2 separate regions of the Homo sapiens genome follow, and region 2 is linked to region 1. A link is a contact called in ENCODE Hi-C or POLR2A ChIA-PET data. All regions are on one chromosome and are shown on one strand. Each heading gives the region's core, a stretch centred on a gene start or an enhancer-like site at or near the end of the contact. The rest is flanking DNA. Distances are from core to core; before and after follow the strand shown.

Region 1 (3,944 bases), core at 483-2,982:
ATTCCGGCCACTCCCAACAGGACAGTGACACTGAAGCCTCAGCCCCCAACATCATCCATGAAAAGTGGACAACCTTCTTTCTAGGCTCTGTTTCCATTCCTAAGACTGAAACTCTTAGGAAACACTTCGTTTCAAAATTTTAATCATCAGCATTATAAAAAATCTGATCTACAGACCAATCAGTACTTCCTGTTGACAGGAAATAAAGCAGGCACCCAGTGGGTAAAGTAGTTTCCCGAAGTCACACAACTGTTAGTGACAGAGCCAGGACTAAGCCCCAGGCTTTCTTGCCAACATAGTAGTGTTTTTATTAACTAGGGAAGGAAAAGAAACTAACATTTCTGAGGAACTGGTCTGTGCCCTGAATCTCAAATGACCTGGGAAGATTGCTATCACTGACCCCATTTCACAGATGAGGACACTCAGGCTGAGAATCATGTCTTGGTTATTCTTGGTGTCAGGAGAAGTAAAATGTTCCTGCTTCCAAAGCCTTGCTTTCCCTGTCCTGTCCTGTCACTTCCCTTGCCAACGGTTGGGGTTTTTATGGAACAGCACTTGCATTTTAGCCTTTGGTTTTTAAAGCACCAACTCACTCCTCTGACTCATACTTCCTAGGTGCACCTTCTGTGGAATGCAAAGATCAATATGTCCTGTGACTGCTGAGGAGGGGCTCGCAGTCCAGTGGGGCAGGAGACCCAGGGAGCAACTGTGACCCGACTGTGACAGAGAAGCTGGTGTGAGGCAGACAGGGAGCAAGAGGATGTGCAGAGCTAACTCTGTGAGGGGATCAGGGAGGGCTTCTTGGAGGTGGTGGCAGGAGCTGAGGCACACAGGATGAGGAATCACTTATCCGGAGCAGCAGGAGAAGAGCTGGCTTTATCTGGGTGGAAAAATAAAAACTTTGGTTTAAATACAGATGTAATTTTGAGGCCCAAAACAACTAGAATAACAGAAAGACAACCAGTTCTCAGGATAATGGGCAAAAAAAGGGCTTCAGCTTCCCACATTCAACATCATTTTTATTAGAGTTATTTTAACTTATCTTTACCGCTAATGGCCCGCAGCCACCCACTTTCGAGGCAGCTTCCCGGCAACACCAGCTCTCTGATCTAATTTTACCCACAAGAAATTTGAGTTTGGAAGAACATGTGCAGAAGCTTCATTTGGTAGAAGGAGGCTAGAGGGAACCGGCACCCTGGGCCCCTGGAGAGCACACACAGCAGAGGGGCAGATGTCGGGGAGGATTTGACAGTTGCAAAACTGCCTATGGAAGGCCAAGCATCTGAGGGACAGCCTCTAGACTACCACCCATGCTGTGGTTCCCCAGCTCTGGGGAGGATGACATGAGTCTTTGGAATGTGTATTTTATTTTTGTCCTGCCTGGGTTTATAGCCCTAAAATGAGGTCTCTGCCTTCAGAGCAGAAAGGACCAGATAGTCTGATTGACCAGGGGAGGAGCCCTAGCTACTTTCCCCTGGGATGCCACTCTGTAAGTCATGCAAGGGCACCTCCAAGGAAGCCTCTCTGGGTGTCCCTTGTGATAAGCCCCATGTGTCAATGTGTCTGTGCAGAGGGAAGTGTTCACAGCTATACCAAGGGTGCACAGGGGAAGGCACCGCAAGGTTTCTTTATGACTCAGGCCTACAGAGTGGGTGGGAGAGGAGAGAGTACAGATTCCAATATGAATCAGCCATCCCTCCTAGCCTGGCAGGCCGCCAGCCTTTGCAACTCCCTTCTGATGCCAGACTATCTCCCAGCCTGTGCTCCACTGATGCCTGGAGGACTGCTCCTCAGTCATCCACTGTCAACACAAATTGATCTATAGGTTCAGTGCAATCTCAGTCAAAATCTCAGCAAAATCAGAATCTCCTGCTCTGCAAAAGACAGTAAGCGAATGAGAAGGCAAATCACAGATTGTGAGAAACTATTTGCAAAAAACATGTCTGATAAAGGACAGCTATCCAAACTAAATGGAGAACTCTTAAACTTCAACAATACAAAAACAAGCAACCCAACTGAAAAATAGGCAAAAGATCTGAATAGACACCTCACCAAAGAAAATACACAGGTGGTGATACACTTTGGATGTGTTTCTACCCAAATCTCATGTTGAAATGTAATCCCCAACGTTGGATGTAGGGCCTGGTGGGAGGTGATGGGATCCTGGGGGTGAATTTCTCATGATGGTTTAGCAGCATCCTCTTGGTACTGTCCTCGCCACAGTGAGTGAGTTCTCAGGAGCTCTGGTTGTTTAAAAGTGTGTAGCACCTTCCCCTTTTTCTCTCTTGCTCCTGCTCTAGCCGTGGGATGTGCCTGTGCCCCCTTTGCCTTCCACCATGATTCTAAGTTTCCTGAGGCCTCCCCAGAACAAACTGTTTCTTAACATATAATTCAGCAATCATGTGCCTTGATATTTACCCAAATGAGTTGAAAACTATATGCATACAAAAACATATACATAGATGTTTATTGCAGCTTTATTCGTAATTGCCAAAAATTGGAAGCAACCAAGATGTCCTTCAATAGGTGAATGGATAAACATTTTTATATAGTATCTTGATGCCATTTAGGCTATGATTTCATTTTGAGACCAATCATTCAGAGCTGTTGCTTTTTTAATTTTCCCAAATTTTATTGAGAGAAGCCAAGCAGATGCCAACATCATGCTTCCTGTACAGCCTGTACAACCATGAGCCAATTTAACCTCTTTTCTTTATAAATTACCCAGTCTCAGGTATTTCTTTACAACAATGTGAGACTGGACTAATACAGATGGCAAGTAAGCACATGTAAAGATGCTCGACATCACATGTCATCAGGAAAATGCAAATTAAAAGAACAATGAGGTACCTCTACACACCTATTAGAATGGCCAAAATGCAGAACACTGATGATAGCAAGTTCTGGTAAGGATGAGGAGCAACAGGAACTCTCCTTCATTACTGGTGGGAATGCAAAATGGTACAGCTACTTTGAAAGACAGTTTGACAGTTTTGTACAAAACTAAACGTACTCTTTCTTACCGTATGATTCAGCAATCGTGCGCCTTGATGTTTTCCCAAATGAGTTAAAAACTTATATCCATACAAAAATATACCATAGATGTTTATTGCAGCTTTATCCCTAATTGCCAAAACTTGGAAGCAAACAAGATGTCTTTCAATGGGTGAATGGATAAATGTTTCTCTATAGTATCATGGTGCCAGTTAAGTTTTGGTATCATTTTGAGACCAGTCATTCAGAGTTGTGTGTTTTTTGTTTGTTTGTTTGTTTGTTTTGTTTTAGATGGAGTCTTGCTCTGTCACCAGGCTGCAGTGCAGTGGCATGATCTCAGCTCACTGCAGCCTCCACCTCCCAGGTTCAAGTGATTCTCCTGCCTCAGCCTCCCAAGTAGCTGGGACTACAGGTGCGTGCCACCATGCCCGATTAATTTTTTGTATTTTAGTAGACATGGGGTTTCACTATGTTGGCCAGGATGGTCTCGATCTCCTGACCTCGTGATCCACCTGCCTCAGGCTCCCAAAGTGCTGGGATTACAGGCGTGAGCCAGAGTTGATTTTTTAAATTAATTTTTCCAAATTATATTAAGACTATAAACTTTTGGATCGAAAAAGTTCAATGAACCCCTAACAGAATAAACATAAAGTTCAAAAGCACACAAAACCAATCACTATATTATTTAGGAATAGATACATATATAGTAAAAACAACAAATAGCCAAGGCAAGATTAACAAATTTCAGGATAGAGAGTGCCTCTGGGGAGAAGACGGGACACTCGAAGGCTTTAACTATATTAGTAAATTCTTTTTCTCAACTGATCTAAGGAGTAAATAAGTATTTTTATTACTATTCTTTAAATTGAATATATAGGAAATATTTTTGCAGGATCATAGATATCACAATAAATAGAAAATGAATTAATGATTCATCCATTCTTCTTCTG
Region 2 (4,295 bases), core at 391-2,890, 150 kb before region 1:
TTCACCATGTTGCCCAGGCTGGTTTTGAAACTCCTGAGCTCAAGCAATCCTCAGCCTCCCAAGTAGCTGGTACCACAGGCATGCACCACCATGAACAGCTAAAGTTTTTTATCATTTTATTTCTTGTAGAGACAGAGTCTCCTATTGTTAGAGCATGTAGCTAGTCAGACATGAGCAGGACAGGAGAGAGCCCTCCCCTACCCCATACACCAGGACTGTCAAGCGACCATCAGGTGATGGTCAGGCGGTTGTAAAACTGTCTCTCTAAAATAATATTTGTTTACAGCTGCCCCCAGGGAATGGCAGTCTCCCAACAGATAAACACCTGAAGCTGGTGATCAGCAGCTTCCCCATAAGATCTCAGGAGTTGGGTGAGTGGGCTCAAGCATGTGTACTTAGAGGCACAATGGCAGAGTTTAACTGGTATATGACCTTCCTCCAGGAACACTCGACTGGTACAGGCGAAATGCCTCAAGTGAGCATGTGTACAACTTCACTAAACACACTGTACATGCTCCCCTCCCAAATGCTGGCAGACCACTGGGCATGAGGACAGTCCACTCCAAGAGAAGAATCAGGGGAGACGAGACACAACCCCCTGAATGCATGCCAACATATGAAATCCCAAGACAAAGGTCAAACCATGCACTTGAATCTCTCAAGTCACTCACTTGGCCCTCTTCCAAATGTACTTTACTTCCTTTTGTTCCTGCTCTAAAAGTTTTTAATAAACTTTCACTCTTGCTCTAAAACTTGCCTTGGTCTCTCATTCTGTCTGATGACCCTCAGACAATTTTTTTTTCCTCTGAGAAGCAAAAACTGAGGTTGCTGTAGATCCTATGGATTCACCATTACTAACACTACATTGCCCTGGCTGGTCTCGAACTCCTGGGGTCAAGCAATCCTCCGCACTTCACCCTCCCAAGATGCTGGAGTTATGGATGTGAGCCACTATGCCAGGCTAATTCTGCATGTAAAAATGCGTCTGCATTTCATGGACAAGAGTTAGGTAGGGCAGGCCTTAGGGCACGGGAAAGAATAGAGCAGCAGCAGAGTTTGTGGGTGGGGGGAAACCAAGTCCAGGATCTAGAAGGGAGCTTTGGATAATGCTTCTAAGGAATGTCAGTGAACGCTTTTGAATTTCTACAAAGATGGAGCAAAATTTCTGAAACAAGGTTGGATGCATTTCCAAAAATTTGAAATCTTGTTCAGGCCTAAACTCATCATTTCAATGCCTCCTGAAGGTTAATAAAAAATATTTTATCAGCTGTAGGAATTACTCATTCCAAATGCATTGTTAGCAATGTGACAGAACTCTCCACTGAATTATTTTCTGGCAAAGCAAGCTTTAATGGCCTGTTCAATCAGGATAATTTTATCTGCTGAGAATATCGAGCATAAATGTGTTTAGCAATGTAGCAAAAACAGTTTCACCTGCCTGCCCTTCTATTGCACTTAAAATTACTGACTAGCCCAAACTTTGCTGAATACAAAGTCATGTTCTCCAGAAATGAATGAATGAATCATTAATGAAAAGTCTCAGAATCCTCTAAAAAAGTGAATTGAAAGTTCTCTCAGCACCAAGTCATTGTTAGCATTTTCTGATAAGTGGTATTTGAGGGTGGACTGAAAAAGACAGGAAATTGCATGTAACTCCTGTCGTCATGGCTGTTGTGAGAGTTTGTATGAGGTGGTGGCTAGGTGCAACAATTTTGAAGGAACAGCAGTGAGTTGGGCACATTTTCTTTCTGCTAAAAAGTAAAACAGAGTTAAGAGACTAACAAGGCAGGAGGGAAAAGTGCTTAGGATATACCCAAGGGCAAGCAGAGGCCCTTCCAGTACTGGAAAAATCCCAGAGCAGGCCCTCTTCCAACCCAATAAATGGACTGGAACAGCAACTTTCAAACATTCTGGACCATGACTCATAGCAACAAATAAATCTTTATATGGGAACCTGGTATATTCTATTTTTCTGCCTGCCAACAGTCATCCATCCACCCACCCATTTGTCCATCCACCCACCCATTCGTCCATGCACACATCCACACATACATCTATACATACACAGTCATTCCTTGGTATTCATGGAGGACTGGTTCCAGGACCTCCCTCAAATACCAAAATCCACAGATGCTCAAGTCCCTGATATAAAATGGTACAGTATTTGTTTATAATCTATGCACATCTTCCTATATATGATTACTTATAATACCTAATACAATGTCAATGCTATGTAAACAGATGTTATACTGTATTGCTTGGGCAATAATGACAAGAAAAAAGTCTGTACAAGTTCAGTAGAGATGCAACATTTTCGTTTTTGAATATTTTCAATTCATGGTTGGTTGAATCTACAGATGTGGAGGGCTGACTACACTGAAACAAAGACTGGGGGAAATTTACTAAAATGATTTCATGATCTATTATTTGAGAGTCAAACTCAGGTCTTTCTCACTACAAGGTCCTTGATCTTTCTAGACTATCACGAGGCTTTCTTTTTTGCATTTTATCTTTGCCAAAAGCATCTGAAATGTTTTTGTTGGACTTTATGCAAATAATGCCTTAGAAATCCCCTCAAACAAAGGAAACTGTCACCAAAGCCAGTGCAGCTCTGGGACACTAAAGAAGTATGAGTTGCTCTTCAGAAGCCCATAAGTGAAATACCACACTCAGTAAATATGGTGGCCTTCAGCCCCCAGCAATATACCCAGCTTTCAAAAATCACTCATTGCCAGAAAGATTAACTGCTGAATTTTCATCAGAAACAAAAGAGATCAGAGACAGTGAAGTGGTATATTCAAAGCGCTGAAAGAGAAAAACTGTCAACCAATCTTACATCCAGGAAAACTATCTTTCAAAAATGAAGATGAAATACATTCCCATACAAAAACTGAGAGAATTTGTTGCTAACAGACCTGCCTGATAAGAAACCCAAAAGACAGATTTTTAGGCTAAAAGCAAATGACCCCAGACCAAGTGGAATCCCTATGACAAAATGAACAGCATCAGTAATTATAAAAGACACATATGTGCATATTTCTTCTCCTTCATTTTCTTAACTGATTTTAAAAGCAGCTGTATAAAACAATATGTATATGACTGTATTGCTGGGCCTATAATACATAGAAATCTAATATAGGTAAAAATAATGGCACAAAGGAGCTACATGGGATTAGAGATGTATTGGAGTGAGGAAGTATACCAAATAGTAAATGAAATTCACAGGAACAAATGAAAACTAGAAATGGTACACAAAATGGTTAATATAGCTAACTCTGTAAATACACACTAATCTACTGTCTTATCTACTTTAGAAGACATAAAAATATATAAGATAATAGGCCCGGCATGGTGGCTCATGCCTGTAATCCCAGCACTCTTGGAGGCTAAGGCAGGAGGATCACTTGATTCTAGGAGTTTGAGACCAGCCTGGGCAACATAGAGAAACCCTGTCTCTACTAAAAGTACAAAAAATTATAATAGCCGGGCATGGTGGTGTGTGCCTGTAATTCCAGCTACTTGGGAGGCTGAGGTGGGAGAATCACCTGAGCCCAGGAGATTGAGGCTGCAGTGAGCTGAGATTGGGCCACTGCACTCCAGCCTGGGCAACCAGAGTGAGACCCTGTCTCAAAGAAAAAAAATTATATATATGAATAATTATTATAACAATGTATAGTTCAAGGTGTAACATGTATAGATGCATAGACAATAGCACAAAAGGGGGAAAGACGGAATACAGCTATACAGTAGTAACGTTTCTATATCTTACTAAAATTAAGTGAGCACAAGTCTGAAATAGAGTATAAATTTGAACTAAGTACAAATCTGGTAAGTTAAGATATATATGGGGAGGCTGGCAAGATGGCCATATAGGAACAGCTCCAGTCTGCAGCTCCCAGCAAGATCAATGGAGAAAGTGAGTGATTTCTGCATTTCCAACTGAGGTACCTGGCTCATCTCATTGAGACTGGTTAGACAGTGGGTGCAGCCCACGGAGGGCGAGCTGAACCAGGATGGGGTATCACCTCACCTGGGAAGCACAAGGGGTCCGGGAACTCCCTCCCGTAGCCAAGGGAAGCCATGAGGGACTGTGATGTAAGGAACGCTGCACTTCAGCCCAGATACTATGCTTTTCCCACAGTCTTCACAACCCACAGACCAGGAGATTCCCTTAGGTGCCTACATCACCGGGCCCTGGGTTTCAAGCACAAAACTGGGTGGCCGTTTGGGCAGACACTGAGCTAGCTGCAGTTTTTTTTTTTTTTTTTTTCATACCCCAGTGGCACCTGGAATGC

Evidence for each region. Hi-C counts contacts between places; a loop is a spot of excess contacts on that map. ChIA-PET counts read pairs that join two places held with the same protein, here RNA polymerase II (POLR2A). Pooled maps may share reads with other maps.
Region 2: a map with no recorded cell type shows a loop between it and region 1 (7-fold over the local background). The contact joins two enhancer-like sites. A Hi-C loop is called at or near these places in 1 of 168 maps with a recorded cell type or tissue (sigmoid colon), 7 of 37 single-sample maps with no recorded cell type and 3 of 50 pooled maps. POLR2A ChIA-PET finds 5 or more read pairs at or near these places in 6 of 52 experiments (AG04450, CD4-positive, alpha-beta T cell, HepG2 and 3 more).

Annotation. Positions count from the first base shown.
Region 1 is chr7:36,113,404-36,117,347 of GRCh38, reverse strand. No RefSeq gene overlaps it. Among named protein-coding and RNA genes, the nearest start is that of EEPD1, 38 kb to the left of the region's middle. Within about 2 kb of position 1,732, at least 16 of the 41 ENCODE cell types and tissues checked have a DNase peak (open chromatin) inside an H3K27ac peak, as active enhancers do.
Region 2 is chr7:36,258,861-36,263,155 of GRCh38, reverse strand. All of the region lies in intron 3 of EEPD1 (endonuclease/exonuclease/phosphatase family domain containing 1), which reads right to left. Among named protein-coding and RNA genes, the nearest start is that of MATCAP2, 110 kb to the left of the region's middle. RefSeq lists an enhancer at 3,728-4,295. Within about 2 kb of position 1,640, at least 3 of the 41 ENCODE cell types and tissues checked have a DNase peak (open chromatin) inside an H3K27ac peak, as active enhancers do.